Regions from separate parts of the Homo sapiens genome. Here all the other regions are linked to region 1. Evidence: chromatin contacts called from ENCODE Hi-C or POLR2A ChIA-PET data. All regions are on one chromosome and are shown on one strand. The core of a region is the stretch at or near the end of the contact, and the rest is flanking DNA. Distances in the headings are between cores, read along the strand shown.

What was found. A loop is a pair of places that touch in the nucleus more often than their neighbours do. ChIA-PET counts read pairs that join two places held with the same protein, here RNA polymerase II (POLR2A). Pooled maps may share reads with other maps.
Region 2: a pooled map shows a loop between it and region 1 (2.4-fold over the local background). The contact joins the enhancer-like site here to the promoter of HNRNPLL in region 1. A Hi-C loop is called at or near these places in 2 of 37 single-sample maps with no recorded cell type and 4 of 50 pooled maps. POLR2A ChIA-PET finds 5 or more read pairs at or near these places in 2 of 52 experiments (GM12878 and activated T-cell).
Region 3: a pooled map shows a loop between it and region 1 (6-fold over the local background). The contact joins the enhancer-like site here to the promoter of HNRNPLL in region 1. A Hi-C loop is called at or near these places in 1 of 37 single-sample maps with no recorded cell type and 3 of 50 pooled maps. POLR2A ChIA-PET finds 5 or more read pairs at or near these places in 1 of 52 experiments (B cell).
Region 4: a pooled map shows a loop between it and region 1 (2.7-fold over the local background). The contact joins the promoter of RMDN2-AS1 here to the promoter of HNRNPLL in region 1. A Hi-C loop is called at or near these places in 2 of 50 pooled maps. POLR2A ChIA-PET finds 5 or more read pairs at or near these places in 2 of 52 experiments (WTC11 and activated T-cell).
Region 5: a loop to region 1 is called in a map of chondrocyte, with 2.0 times the contacts of the local background. The contact joins the promoter of CYP1B1 here to the promoter of HNRNPLL in region 1. A Hi-C loop is called at or near these places in 1 of 168 maps with a recorded cell type or tissue (chondrocyte), 1 of 37 single-sample maps with no recorded cell type and 7 of 50 pooled maps. POLR2A ChIA-PET finds 5 or more read pairs at or near these places in 2 of 52 experiments (HEK293 and Panc1).

What each region holds. Positions count from the first base shown.
Region 1 is chr2:38,601,540-38,604,287 of GRCh38, reverse strand. HNRNPLL (heterogeneous nuclear ribonucleoprotein L like) reads left to right here and starts at 1,360. Exons shown (of 13, transcript NM_138394.4): 1 at 1,360-1,850. The coding sequence starts at 1,662. RefSeq lists silencers at 1,181-1,250, 1,471-1,520, 1,541-1,640.
Region 2 is chr2:37,652,782-37,655,529 of GRCh38, reverse strand. All of the region lies in intron 1 of CDC42EP3 (CDC42 effector protein 3), which reads left to right. Among named protein-coding and RNA genes, the nearest start is that of CDC42EP3, 17 kb to the left of the region's middle. RefSeq lists enhancers at 522-581, 1,249-1,458. Within about 2 kb of position 1,314, at least 25 of the 41 ENCODE cell types and tissues checked have a DNase peak (open chromatin) inside an H3K27ac peak, as active enhancers do; they include GM12878, where a contact is called at or near this core.
Region 3 is chr2:37,891,555-37,894,302 of GRCh38, reverse strand. No RefSeq gene overlaps it. Among named protein-coding and RNA genes, the nearest start is that of PIRAT1, 17 kb to the right of the region's middle. Within about 2 kb of position 1,387, at least 6 of the 41 ENCODE cell types and tissues checked have a DNase peak (open chromatin) inside an H3K27ac peak, as active enhancers do; they include B cell, where a contact is called at or near this core.
Region 4 is chr2:38,034,974-38,037,721 of GRCh38, reverse strand. It overlaps RMDN2-AS1 (RMDN2 antisense RNA 1), which reads left to right and starts at 1,381. Exons shown (of 4, transcript NR_102712.1): 1 at 1,381-1,572. It also overlaps a transcript of RMDN2 not described here.
Region 5 is chr2:38,074,901-38,077,648 of GRCh38, reverse strand. It overlaps CYP1B1 (cytochrome P450 family 1 subfamily B member 1), which reads left to right and starts at 1,498. Exons shown (of 3, transcript NM_000104.4): 1 at 1,498-1,869; 2 at 2,260-2,748. The coding sequence starts at 2,261. RefSeq lists silencers at 383-502, 1,413-1,502, cis regulatory regions at 546-575, 1,496-1,503, an enhancer at 477-675 and a promoter at 142-1,517.

The DNA of each region.
Region 1 (2,748 bases), core at 111-2,610:
AACTTTGGAGAGAACTAGGCTGGAGGAGGAAGCAATCTACACTCTTAGGAAAGGAAGAGCCACATCTAGGAAAGCATCCGAGGGACAAGGACAACAGAAACACAAGAGGCTCTTGATCTCAGGCAGTCCTCCAAGAGGCACCTGACAGAGGGCAGTTAGGTTGCCTTGATTTGCCAGTTTCTGTCCTGAAAGATACACTGGACCTTTATTTCCCAAGGACTACTCATTCAGCATTGTTGAGCACCTAAATTGTGCTGGAGATCGCACAGGAACTGGGCTTGCGAAAATGAAAATTGCACACAGTTCCTGTCTTCAGGCGCTCACAGAGTTTTTAAAACAGAACATCTTAAGAGGGAGTTATAAGGGGCCCTGTTGCAAAAAGAGAGCAGCAACTAAAATCTTGGAAAAGCCCTCAGGACACCACAGAGGAAGCAAGCTGTGATCACAGAACTTTGAAAGGCTTTTGTATCTTTCGACAATAAATGATCAAGTGAAGTAAATACATTGTCCAGAAGAGAAAGAATTGGGATGGAGGATGAGATTTTATATGGAAGGATTAAAACATATTTAACTGGAGCAGGGACTTACAGGGACAGGCAAGTCAGTAAAGGGCCCAGGTTACAAACGAGTTATAACCGATCAGACCGACGAGCGCCCGCGTGCAGCGCCTCCTGCCGACGCGCGCCTCGCAGCCTTCAGTCAATGCTGACAGCTGTTCTCCAACACCCAGCTAGGGGCGGGAGGGTCCGCCCACTTCTACCAGATTTTGCACACAAAACAGTGGAAAGACCATTCTCATGGCTCCAAGCCGTTTTCTCCCTTCATCGCCTGCAATTTTAGGGCTTTTCGGGGGGTATGACTGCAGGGATTTTAGAGGTTTTTTTCCTCATTCTCTTTTTAAGAGGTGATAAAAAGCATTTAAATTAGCGGCAGGGCGGTTAACACCCGCAGCCCTAGCCTCTCCGCACTTCTCGTCGCTCGTCCGTGTTCACTCCACGCCTGGCCTCGGGTAGGAGCCGCATAGCGCCAACGGTTGCGGGTCGCAACTACTCCCAGGCGGCGCGCCTTGCGCGCCGGGCCTCCCAGGACCGCGGCGAGTTCAGAAGGCGCGGGGAGAGAAGTGAGGTCGAGCAGCGGGCGGCTTTTGACGAACGGCCCTCACAGCCAATGGGAAGCCCGGTCGACTTTCCCGCCCCTGCCAATAGGGAGCAGAACCCGGGCCGGGGGGGGCGCTTCCCGCAGGCTGCGGCTGGATTCGATCCTGCGCGACGGCCGCGAAGGCGGGGGCGGAGGCTCGGCCTGCGCGGCTGGGAGCGGCTTAGGGGAGGAGGGAAGACCGGAAGCCACGGTTGCGTCCCCATCCTTAGATTCGCTCCTCCGGGCAGGGAGCGGAGACGGAGGAGGAGGAGGGAGAGGCTGAATGTTGGCTCGGTAATTGAGAGGAGCGGCCGCTCCAGAGCTTCCTCCCGGGGCGCCCCCCTCAGTCCGTCCGCGCTTCTCAGCCGCCAGTCTCCTGGCCGCGCAGTCCCCGCGGACGGCCGGGCCGCGGAGACCCTCGCAGAAGAGGCGCTGCCGGCGGCGAGGACTGGCCGGCGGCATCCGAGGCGCGCGCCCCACCGCCACCCCCACCCGCCTGCCAGCCGGTCCCTCCGGCCGCCGCCATGTCCTCCTCCTCTTCCTCCCCCAGGGAGACGTACGAGGAGGACCGGGAGTACGAGAGCCAGGCCAAGCGTCTCAAGACCGAGGAGGGGGAGATCGACTACTCGGCCGAGGAAGGCGAGAACCGCCGGGAAGCGACGCCCCGGGGCGGGGGCGATGGCGGCGGCGGCGGCCGGAGCTTCTCTCAGCCGGTAACAAAGCGCGGCCCCCCTGTCCGCTGTGCCTGGCTGCTCCCCGGGAAGCAGGGCCTCGGTGCGGGGCCTCCCGCTTGCTTCAGTTAGCCTTTTCCGCTGCGCCGACCCGTTTGGGGAAGCGCCCACTCTTCTCTTTGGGGCTCGTATTCTGGCCTCTACCTGTTTCCCGCATCCCGACTGCGAACCCGGCGCCGTCCTGGCCGCAGGCCCCGCAGCGAGTCCACTGCCGGGCCCTGAACTTGGGGAGGGTCGCGGCGCGGCGGCGGCGGCGGGGAGGCGTCGCTTCCGCTCTGGGGGGTTTCGCGGCTCGGGGAGCTCTTTGTTAGTTTAACTCCTCGGGCTCGGGGCCAGCGTCGGGACCACCGGTTCTCTTCAGTCCCTCTGCCCGCAGCAGCCGCGCGTTGGTCACCATCCCGGGATGGTTGCGTCGGTTCTACCGGGAGCTCTCTCCGCCTCGGTCCTATGGAGACCCGTAATTAAATAACAGATTATGCCTTGGCGTTCACATGCTAGTTCCCTTGAAGGTTTAATTTAAAAAATTTTAAAATTAAACTCTTTATAAGCATGGCGTGCATCCTTTGCTCTACCCAATTTTGTGGATTACTCAGTACACTTTTTACCTCTTCGGTTACAACACTTCAACAGAAGTGTTGGCAGCTGTTGGTACACCCCTACCTTCAAGTAAAACAAATCTTAAAATTACTAAAGTTTTTCATTGGTAATTTATTCCACATTTGCCCCATGAAAGGATGAAGTGAGCTCAGGGTTGCATTAAACACACATTCCTAGAGCCAGGTCTTTCTCTTACCAGAAATGTTAGGGGGAGGCAGAAGGAATGTGATCATTTTGTCCACAGCAAGTAGTTAGCTTCAGTTGGATGGAGACTTTAAGGAAA
Region 2 (2,748 bases), core at 65-2,564, 950 kb after region 1:
TCTTCCCCAGTAACTCATTTTTATAGGAAAAAAGGTCCTAATGGCCTCTGTTCAAAAGTGCAGACTTGGTGCTATGTGAGGTGGACCTTCTGTCTTCCAATTTTGCTTCTAAGAGATCTTTCAAATTAGATCCCATAAAAATGAGACGTGTACACAAATTAGCACTGAGTCTCACATATGGTATTTGTGGGTCTGTATATAATCAGGGTTGTAAAAGAACAATAAATTCAAGCTGTAGCTGAATCACAAATGAAAGTCCTTTAAAATAATGGAAGGTGAGATGTATCAGACTTTGAATGGGTCTTTAAAATACCGCCTGCTCGTTCTGGCTAAGTTCATTTGCATAACAGAGCTCAGCAGCTGGGGAGCCAGCTAATAGAGTTTCATAGTCTTGAAGCTTAGAGCTATGTCCTCAGTTTAGATGATATGGGGAGAGGGTAAGAATCTAAAAATAGAAAAGGCATCTTCTTATCTTCTCAAATGGGTGGAGTTAAACAGACTGAAAATATGAAAAGCATCCCCTTCGGGTTACTGGGTGCTTCTGGTTACACTGATTTCCGCCTTAGAAATTCAGCATTGAACTTAAATGAAAATCTAACACTATGGGGTTTTTTTCCCCTTCAATTTTAAAATTATTCAGAGAAGCACTCCTACAGAGGTTTGTAAAAGGATTGACATGAGCGTCCACATTGTAGTAATATTTTAGTGTTTCTGATCCCAAAGATTGGCTGGTCATTTCTATATTAGTAAGAAGACTGCCGTGTTCAAAGAGAAAGCTTCTTCAAGGGAAAGTCCGTGTGCGTTTTTCTATGGAAAAGTGACATGGGACTACAAGGAAATTGGCAGTGATCGTGTTCCCATACAGGAAACTCAGAATAAATGGGAACGTGAACACCTCCCTTCACGCACTGTCAGGGAGGCGCAGGGTAACCGCCCTCCCCTCTGTGAGAGCTTCATCCCATGGCCATACTTGCTGTCCCCTCCCCACCCCAGCCCATTCCATCTTTTGAGAAACCTGAGCTGTTACTTGGAGGAGCCAAAATCTTTCCTTGTAGTTTCTGCTTGGTAGCTCTAGGGCCTCCCAGAACAAGTTAATTCCTTTTCATTACAATTAAATGAATCCTTCAGATCCCTTAAGATTAGTTTTCTCTTTCTATGAGTTCTCTTTAAGCTGCTCTATTCCTTCAGCCTCTTCTCACATGTCCTAATCGAGCTCCTTCACTTCCTCCCATTTGCCTCCCTCTGAACATGCGGGGACATGTTCCAGGTAGCCTTTATCCCTTCTAAATGTGGAGCCTAGGATCATGTTCTGGGCGCTTGGCACAGTGGAATTATTATCTTCTGGTTGGCAGCAGAGAGACATAGCCCACAGATGGTTGGGGGTAGGGAGGCGGCGGAGGGTACTTGGCCGAGTCATCATCCTCCCCTAGGACTGTTGGTTCCAACATGCAGGAGGAGTCGCTGGATACTCTGGCATGGGGCTCAGATGGTGCAGTAGTGCAGTGGTGCCGTGACTGGCCGCATAGTGCGACTGTGCTGAGGCAAAGCGAAAAGTGATCAGAAGCTGGAATGTCCCTGAAGGATGTGACAACCGAGCCAGAAAGGGGAAGTCGGATGCAGGCTCACTTCCTGCAAGGAGGAGAAAAGAACAGAGCCGCAGGTCCCTGGGGGCAGTAGCACCCCTCAACCCACCTGCCCATTTTTATACATGTGTGTTTTAAATTAACACTGCAACCTGTTTTGCAGGATGCAATTTTTTTTTTTTTTTACTTTTTCTCTCCACTAAGAATTAATCTAAAAACAATTAGTAGGCAAACCAAACATTCCTTTAAAATAAATGGAATTTTAAAAATATCCCAACTCCTTGGTTCTTTTCAGAGTCCTGTAAGTTGCCAGTGCATCAACTCTAAGTAACTTAGGAGCTGATTTTTCTGTCTGTCATTTTTTAAAACCGCTTGATTTTCCCTTCCTCCTGGCTGCTGCCCTGTTTTGATATTTTCAGCATCATTCTGTTTGCCAAAAAGATGGTAAGAAATGAAGCAAAGCACCGCTTCAGTTTTTTTCTTAACCAAATTATTTATTACTGCTGTGATTATTTCTATCATTATCACTGTCATTTACGCTTCAGTCAGTCACAAGAAACTAGAATTGTCTAGCCTAGTGCAACCCGGCTCTCTTCCTTCCTTATAAAAACCAGGGCCGTAGCTTCCTCTCCGGTCCTTTTGTGTATTGAAACTCTTGGATTTCTCACACAACCTGTAAGGGAGCATGTCCGTTCTCAGCAGCACTGTGCCCACCTGTCTGCCTGCCACATGTGTTCTCTCTGACCTGCCACATGACTGACTGGCAAGCTGGACCCTTTTGTTGGCAAATCTTTTCTCTCTAGTGCCCCAGGAACTAGAGCATTTGTTTTTAAAGGAATCTAACTTCTGAGATGAATGTTATCTCCAGTGTTATCTATGAAGGGAAAGAGGAACAAACCATGATCCAAGAACTAGGAGAAAGTTTGTGGAACTAGAAAGAAACCAGGAATAATTGTGGGAAGTTCAAATTTCAGGGTCAAGGTTTTTGAGAAAGGGCTAACTATAAGAACCTTTGTCTGTCTTTTAAGATTTAGGTAAGATAGTGGGAGTAGAGAAATGCAAGAAAACTAGAGAGCCAGGCATGGTGAGGCTCATCTGTAAGCCTAGCTGCTCGGGAAGCTGAGGCAGGAGGATCACTTGAGGCCAGGAGTTCAAGACCAGCCTG
Region 3 (2,748 bases), core at 138-2,637, 710 kb after region 1:
CTGGAGCTTCTCAGAAGCGCAGTGCAAATCTGAGTTTCTAGTGTGCGGGCGAACCTGATGTTGAAACATCGGAGCTGGAAGAGGGCTCTTACCCATCCAGCCCAGCTTTCGCATTTGGCAGATGAGGAACCCAGGGAGGGGAAAATGACTTACAAAGATCACGTAGCCAATGAGTGTGGAGCTGGGGCCATAATCCAGTCCTTATGTGATTACTGTGAAGTTATCCTTTTCCCCCAACATCTACTTATGAATAAAGAGTTTATTAAGTGGTTAACTGCAAGGCAAGATTGCTCACAGTACTCTCAATGACACTCCAGGCTCAATGGCCTAGAGGACATAGAACAGAAGGAGGATTTAAGGAAACTTCTCCAATAAATCAGGCAAAATTTGCTTTGAGTGTGAATTCTAATCAATGCCATCATTTGTAGGAATGGGCCATGTCAGCAGCCCAGGGGTTGCTAACTTCAAGTAGGAGGTAGCCTTACGCAGATACTTGACTTGGGAGGACAGGAGGAAGAAAGCATTGAATAAACAAAGCAGGACTGAGGGTAGGAGTAGAGGCCTTCTAGGGATGCTGAACTTGTGCACAGAGAACTTCCTAACAGAGCACTACCTGCCTCTTCCTCCTACCCACCCCTGGGTTGCTTTTATAGGGGAGGAAAGCAAATCTTGTCCCTCTAGCCATCTTAGGTTCTCCCACTGAGGCCCTGTATATTAGACTAACAAAAAAGCACCTTCACCAGAGAAACACAAACAGAAGTTTATTAGCATGTGTCACACATACACATGGAGGTACCTAGAGATGAGTAACTCAAAGGGATTGTTAGAACTTGGGCTTATATAACATCTTAACAAAAAAACCCAATACTTTTGTAGAGAATTAACAAGAGAAAGGAAAAGCACTCTGGACTTCATGGGGTAGCAAGTTGTGGGAAGATAAATGGGAAACTCATGGACGGTAAGGGCTGGTTGGTCAAGTTTGTTCCTCTGGTCTAGTGTGTGGGATATAGGATCTACGGTTGTCTCAGGGGACCAAGAACTGTCCTGCCCTTCCTGGAAGAAAAAAGGAGAGCAGAGTTTTTCTTCTGTCCACTTCTTAATTATCATCAGCTCAGAATAATCCTTACGTCTGTTAAAGCAAACTAAATATGGCCTGAGAAGGACTCTGTACTTCTATATTTGAGTCCTTGTGGATGAACTGCAACCTAGCTTAACTGGTAGACGAGACTGAAAACCTAACTAGGAGTATGCACCTGTAACAGTCACTGAGTCTTGGCCAATCCCAGCAGCCATACTTCAACCACTCATACACTGCTGAGTGTTCAACTTGTGTTCAAATAAGGCAAACGCCAAGCTGTAGCTAGTCAGGCTGTTTCTCACTTCCTATTTCTATATGTCACTTTACTTTTTTTTTGTCTATAAATTTGTTCTGACCACAAGGCACTCCTGGAGTCTCTCTGAGTTGGCTGCCCAATTTGTGAATTGTTCATTGCTCAATTAAACTCCCTTAAATTTAATTCTGCTGAAGTGGTTTTTTTTTTTTTTTTAACACGCCAAAGTGGCATATTTTGGGGTGGCATAATCTGCCACACCCTTCCTTCCTCCTGAAGAGTTTCTTTGAGGAATTCAACCACTACATTTGAAGCATGCAACTATGGCAAACCTAATTAGAAAAAGTTGTGCTGATTCAGGAAGCCCCAGTCCCCGACTGAGTGACAGTAGATAGATGTGGGTAAAACAGTATCTTATTCTTGGCAGCTGAAAGTAAGTGAGAGGAAAGGGGTGGTGGAGGAGAGGAAGCCAGCAGGAGAATAGAAGAGAAAGTGGAGTGCACGCTCCTGACTGAGCAGGTCCCGTAGTCGACTTGATTGACAGGATGAGACTGAGGAGAGGCAGTGTGATCTCTGGGCGGGAGGTCAGAGCCTCTAGGCCAGAATCATGGTGGAGTTCGAAGAAGAAGAATGAAGTTTGAATGAAGTCCAACTTCATTCCCTAGAGAATTCCCAGGGACCTGGCTGTTCAGAAAGGAGCCTTGGGCAACCGATGGTGCCAGGGCTCCAGATGATTCCACCCCTGAGATAGAGTCCTTTGAGTCCTACAAAGTCTGGACTTCATAACGAATAATGACGGTGTCTGTTAAGTGCTTCCTAGTTATGAAATGTGATAAGCATTTTAAAAATGCAGTGTCTCATTTGATAATCACAACAATCTGTGAGTTAAATATCATTAGCCCATTTTACAGATGAGGGAGTTGAGGTTTAGAGATGTAAAAATAAGTGGCCCAAGCCCACCCAACATATAAGCAAACAGAGATTCCAATGAAATTATCATTCCAAATTCATATTTTTAATCATTATACTGCACTGCCTTCCCTTGGGTGGGTTATGACTTTCTGGGGAGGAGCCTTTCTGGAGGTCAGTAGCCACATGTTATAGCAGGGTCTAAATTTAGGATTCACACGGCGTCTGAGCTGCGGACAGAGGTAAGGCGAGTGAGTGGGGACTCTACATACTTGGAATCTGCCCCTGAGACCTGGTCTAGGCTCTTCTTTGAGTGATACCAATTGCCTGTTTTGTTTTTTTTTCTCTGAGTAAACCTGACCATTTCAAGCTCATTGTCAGGATTAGAAACCCTGACAGATCGAGGAAGAGAAAGCGAAATGGAATAGAAAGGAGAATGGGGGTGAGAAAGCAGTAGGTACTGAGTGTGTCCAACTGGGTCCTGGTCTTAAGCGTTCATCTGTCTCAC
Region 4 (2,748 bases), core at 132-2,631, 570 kb after region 1:
TCCCAATAGCCAACGGGAAGCCGAACACACTTTCACACTAAAAATGGGAATTCAGGGAAGTATCATCAGGTTCTGAACTATGTTTTAAGACTCAAGTCAAACACCAAAACTGAGTCACCACCTAATGTGTGTGCAGCACGTGTTAGGGGCAGTTTGCTATGTGATGACTTGAACGACAGTTTCTCTCTCCTGGGACTTTCATAAAATTCCTTTGGTGTTGCCACACACTTCTGGGATTCTCCACAATGAGCCCATTGCTGAGCCTGTCTCTGCAGATGTTTATTAAACAAGCAGAATTTAGGGGAATAGTCAGCAAGTCTTCACCAAGTTCTTCTATGTGGGCAGCTTTTGTGGTGTGGCCAGGGTATGAGGATAAAGAGCAACTTGGAAAAGTCTGGGGAGAATTTAAGTAGCCTGAAGAGTCTCTGTCCCTCAGGGAGGAAAGCTGAGAAATCGTTTCCATATTTATGTGTCAATTGCTTTATGTCCATTTATTTGATCTTCCTTACAAAATCTTGCATAGAAAATTTCATCCTCATTTTACAGATGAGGAAACTGAAGCTTAGAGAGCTTAGGTCACTTACCCAAGTTCATCCAGGTAGCAAAGTGTCAGGTCTGGATTTAAATCAGGTTGAGTCCAGTACCTTTTTCTTTTTTATATCACGCTGCCTTTCCCTAGAAGCCAAAATTTCTAGGAAATAAATGAACTGCAATGACAAAGCAGCACATTTTCCCATGTTCTTTGCTCTTGATCCCTACCTACTCTTTTCCCGGAAATAGACAATAAAGCCACCAGGATACCTGAGACAGCCTTGGTCATCTTTGTACCGTAGCCAGCACCATGGATTTTTGCCTAGTTACTTTCCCATCAGATTTTAACAGAAAGAACACTGTATTTGCCAGCTCAGTACAGCATATCTCTGGCTCTGTTTTCTCCCCAGCAGGAATCCGAGGGTCTGTCTCTGTATGTGTTATCATCAGACTGGTAAAGAGTTACATGTGTCAGCACAGAAGAAAAGAGCTTTGATGTGAGTTCAGCATGTAAGAAAGCCTTCATTGCTGTCATGCTTTCAACAGGTTCCCCACGACCCACCACTGCCTGCCAAGATGAATGTAAATGAAGCAGAAGTCTCACAGGGTAAATTCAGCTTCCCACGACCTGCAGTTGGACAGGGTGGCAAGGAGATGATGATAATTCCATGGCTCCCAGCTTAATTTCTCTTGGGGAGGGGTATGTGGACTCTTGCTATCCTGGAGTCCATATCATGCAGGACTCCGGAACATAAAAGGCAACAACAGTGAAGTGAGTGCCTGTTACAAACAAGGCTCAACTCAAAGCTAACAATTCTTCTTTATTAGGATACCACTGATCAGAGCTGCAAAGTGTACTCACATCTGTCATTTCGTGTCATTCTTACATAAATCCTGTAGCTGGGCACAGTAGGAAGAAGCATTCTCATCATGGCCACTTAGCTTGCTCGAGATTACACAGAACCATGCCTCTGGTTTCCTGGTACAGTGCTCCGGCAGGTGACGGATGCTCCTGGGTGACATATCACGGATCTCTCTGAGGTGAGATCTTCATGATTCTATATCATAGGCATCTCTTTATCTTCAAGTTGGGCAACATCAGCAGGGTTCCCATGAGTATGTGCCCAGCGAGGCTATTTAGTTCCTCTTATCTTTTTTTTTTTCTACTTGCCCTCGTTTTTCCTGAGATTTTATTTCCTTCCTAGCTGGCATACCTTTCCCTGCTGTGGTATTCAGACCTAAATAGTGTGTGCACCTATTACCTCTGCAGAGTAATTACTGTTTGGTACCATGGTAGAGTTTCTGTGTCCAGATACGGTTGTGAATGCTTGGAATGTAACATTGGGAAAGACAGAACTATTGCTTGTAAGTGGATTTGTGGACATCATGGTGCTATGAGAAAACTAAGTTGAAGATGCTCCTGCATCTTGCTGGTTAAACTAGATATAAACCAGTTGCTTAATAATTCATAGCCTATCCTATCTGTTTCCCACCCTCCTTATCTTCCAGGGACTCATTTATTGAATAACTCATTTTACATGCCTCTTTTATCATATACATTTTTATGTGTATTAGGATGTATTTATGGACTTTATATTCTATTTCACTGATTTGTCTATTCATTCATATTTCTTTGAGTATGATAGCTTTATGCATTTTTTCTTATCTGGTAGGTATTGTTGCCCCTCATTGCTTGACTTCTTCAGTATTTTCACAACTACTCTTACTTGTTTGATTTTCCATTTGAACCTCAGAACATAAAAAGAATCTTGTTGGTATTTGTATTGGAATTTTATCAAATTTGTAGATTAATTGAAGGATATTGGATAATTTTAGGATGCTGTCTTCCTAATCAAAATATAGTGTGTCTTTTTATTTGTTCAAACTTTTGGGGTTCCTTCAATTTCTGCTTGCCTATCAGACATGATTCTTATATTTATTCCTAGATATTTGATCTTGTTTTACTCAGGGTAAATGAGGCATTACCTTCCAGTACACCTTCTAACTGGCTGCCATCTGTATTTGTCATGGCTACTGATTTCTATATATTTATTCTTTTATTGTTGAAGAATGTTTTGTAGTTCGTTCTTTCAGGTTTTTCACACGTGAATTTATTTGCCAACATAAATGATACTTACCATATTCTGTTAATGTATTACTTTCAAATATTCTAATTTGTTTGTCTTTCCTAATTAGAGCTAGTATCTCTAGAACAAT
Region 5 (2,748 bases), core at 249-2,748, 530 kb after region 1:
GTCACGCAACCTCTCTGAACCCTAGTTTATTCATCTGTAAACAGGTCAATAATAGCACGAGATTCGCAGCGCGAGTGGAGCTCAAAGTGCAGGGTTGTCCCTGGTGAACCTATCACTTTTATATTTATCCTTTGATGAAGCCAGTACAATTCCTACCTGGTTAACCAGATACATCCCACCTCTTCCCTCGAGTTCGCCCTTCCCCCCGCCTCGTGAAGTCCTTGTTCTCTTAGCTGTCTTGAAAATCCTATGCATCAGCATGTAGGAAAGGGCGCGCCAGGCGGGGGAAGCCACCCCCGCCCAAGCGCCTCCGGCTTCCCTTATAAAGGGAGGGCCCCCTTCGCGACCGCAAGCGCGCCCAGGAAGACCACAGAGCCGCCGGTGCGCAGCGAGGTGGCGATACGCGCCCGGGCTCGGCCTGCGGGTGGTGGCCCAAGCGTCCGCCTCGCTGGCCTGGCAGGCGCGACTGTGCGTGCGCAGCCGAGGGTGGTGGCGGCCGGCACCCCACGCCAAGGGTGGTGGTGGCCGGCACCCCACCCTCGGCCGCCGCCTCCGCGTGTCAGGTGCCGTGAGAAGCGCGGGAGGAGCGGCCGCAGGCAGCGCCCAGGGATATGACTGGAGCCGACTTTCCAGAAGCGGCGCACGCAAAGCCCAGCTCCGCACGCAAAGGGGAGGCGACAGCAGAAACTTCAACCCGATAAAGTTCGCCGGAGCGCGGAGATTCGCCTCCTCCTGCCACTCTCCGCCCCGCTCGGGTCCCGCCCCGCTAGCTCCCCCAGGCCCCCCCAGTCGCCCCAGCTTGGCTCCCCGCCCTGCGCCAACGGCTTCCATCGCAGCCTGGGCGGCCCCGCGCCCACCAGCGGGCGGCGCCACCTGGAGTGGCCTCTACGCGGGAAATCTCAGGGCCAGCTGCGCCCCAGGAGCCTTTGTGTGCCCAAGCACTGTCGGGGCCCCGGGGCGGGGGAGCGGCTACTTTTAGGGATTCCTGATCTCGCCGCAAGAACTGGAAAAAATTTAGCATGCCAAAGAGCCTCCACTGAGGTGGCAATTTGTTTGCGAGAACCTAAGATAAAATTTAAACAACCAACCAGGGGCGCTGTGAGGCAAACCGCTGCCACTACACTGGCTTTCCGGGAAGCAAGCTCAAGTCGCGGAGAGGGAAGGGAGGTCGTGCGCTCGGGGCGGGGCGCGCTCCCAAGTCGAGCGCAGCGGCCGGGGCAGGTTGTACCGAGCGTGGTTCTGGGGACACCGTGCGGCCTCGATTGGAGGTGGCTGTGATGAAGCGCGGTTACCGCACAATGGAAACGTGGGCACCTCCGCTCCCATGAAAGCCTGCTGGTAGAGCTCCGAGGCCGGCCGGTGCGCCTGGACGGGAGTCCGGGTCAAAGCGGCCTGGTGTGCGGCGCGCCCCGCCCCCCGCAGGCCCCGCCCTGCCAGGTCGCGCTGCCCTCCTTCTACCCAGTCCTTAAAACCCGGAGGAGCGGGATGGCGCGCTTTGACTCTGGAGTGGGAGTGGGAGCGAGCGCTTCTGCGACTCCAGTTGTGAGAGCCGCAAGGGCATGGGAATTGACGCCACTCACCGACCCCCAGTCTCAATCTCAACGCTGTGAGGAAACCTCGACTTTGCCAGGTCCCCAAGGGCAGCGGGGCTCGGCGAGCGAGGCACCCTTCTCCGTCCCCATCCCAATCCAAGCGCTCCTGGCACTGACGACGCCAAGAGACTCGAGTGGGAGTTAAAGCTTCCAGTGAGGGCAGCAGGTGTCCAGGCCGGGCCTGCGGGTTCCTGTTGACGTCTTGCCCTAGGCAAAGGTCCCAGTTCCTTCTCGGAGCCGGCTGTCCCGCGCCACTGGAAACCGCACCTCCCCGCAGGTCAGTCTGTCTGCCGAGGCGCTGCCCGGCGACCTCTTCAGATGGATTATTACAGGTAGCGGGTGGCGTGGTAGGTACTTTAAAGGAAATCAAGCGCCACCGCCTCGATGCCCGCAGCGTTGTCCCCAGATTGCAGGAACCGTTACGCGCCTTGCGGGGAGGGGAAGGGTTTGGCGCTGGGTTACAGCGAGGTGGAAACACGCCCCTTCTCTTCTCCAAGGGAGAGTGGGTTGGGGATGGGAAGGGGCGTCTTCGGCCATTTCTCCAGAGAGTCAGCTCCGACCTCTCCACCCAACGGCACTCAGTCCCCAGAGGCTGGGGTAGGGGCGTGGGGCGCCCGCTCCTGTCTCTGCACCCCTGAGTGTCACGCCTTCTCCTCTCTGTCCCCAGCATGGGCACCAGCCTCAGCCCGAACGACCCTTGGCCGCTAAACCCGCTGTCCATCCAGCAGACCACGCTCCTGCTACTCCTGTCGGTGCTGGCCACTGTGCATGTGGGCCAGCGGCTGCTGAGGCAACGGAGGCGGCAGCTCCGGTCCGCGCCCCCGGGCCCGTTTGCGTGGCCACTGATCGGAAACGCGGCGGCGGTGGGCCAGGCGGCTCACCTCTCGTTCGCTCGCCTGGCGCGGCGCTACGGCGACGTTTTCCAGATCCGCCTGGGCAGCTGCCCCATAGTGGTGCTGAATGGCGAGCGCGCCATCCACCAGGCCCTGGTGCAGCAGGGCTCGGCCTTCGCCGACCGGCCGGCCTTCGCCTCCTTCCGTGTGGTGTCCGGCGGCCGCAGCATGGCTTTCGGCCACTACTCGGAGCACTGGAAGGTGCAGCGGCGCGCAGCCCACAGCATGATGCGCAACTTCTTCACGCGCCAGCCGCGCAGCCG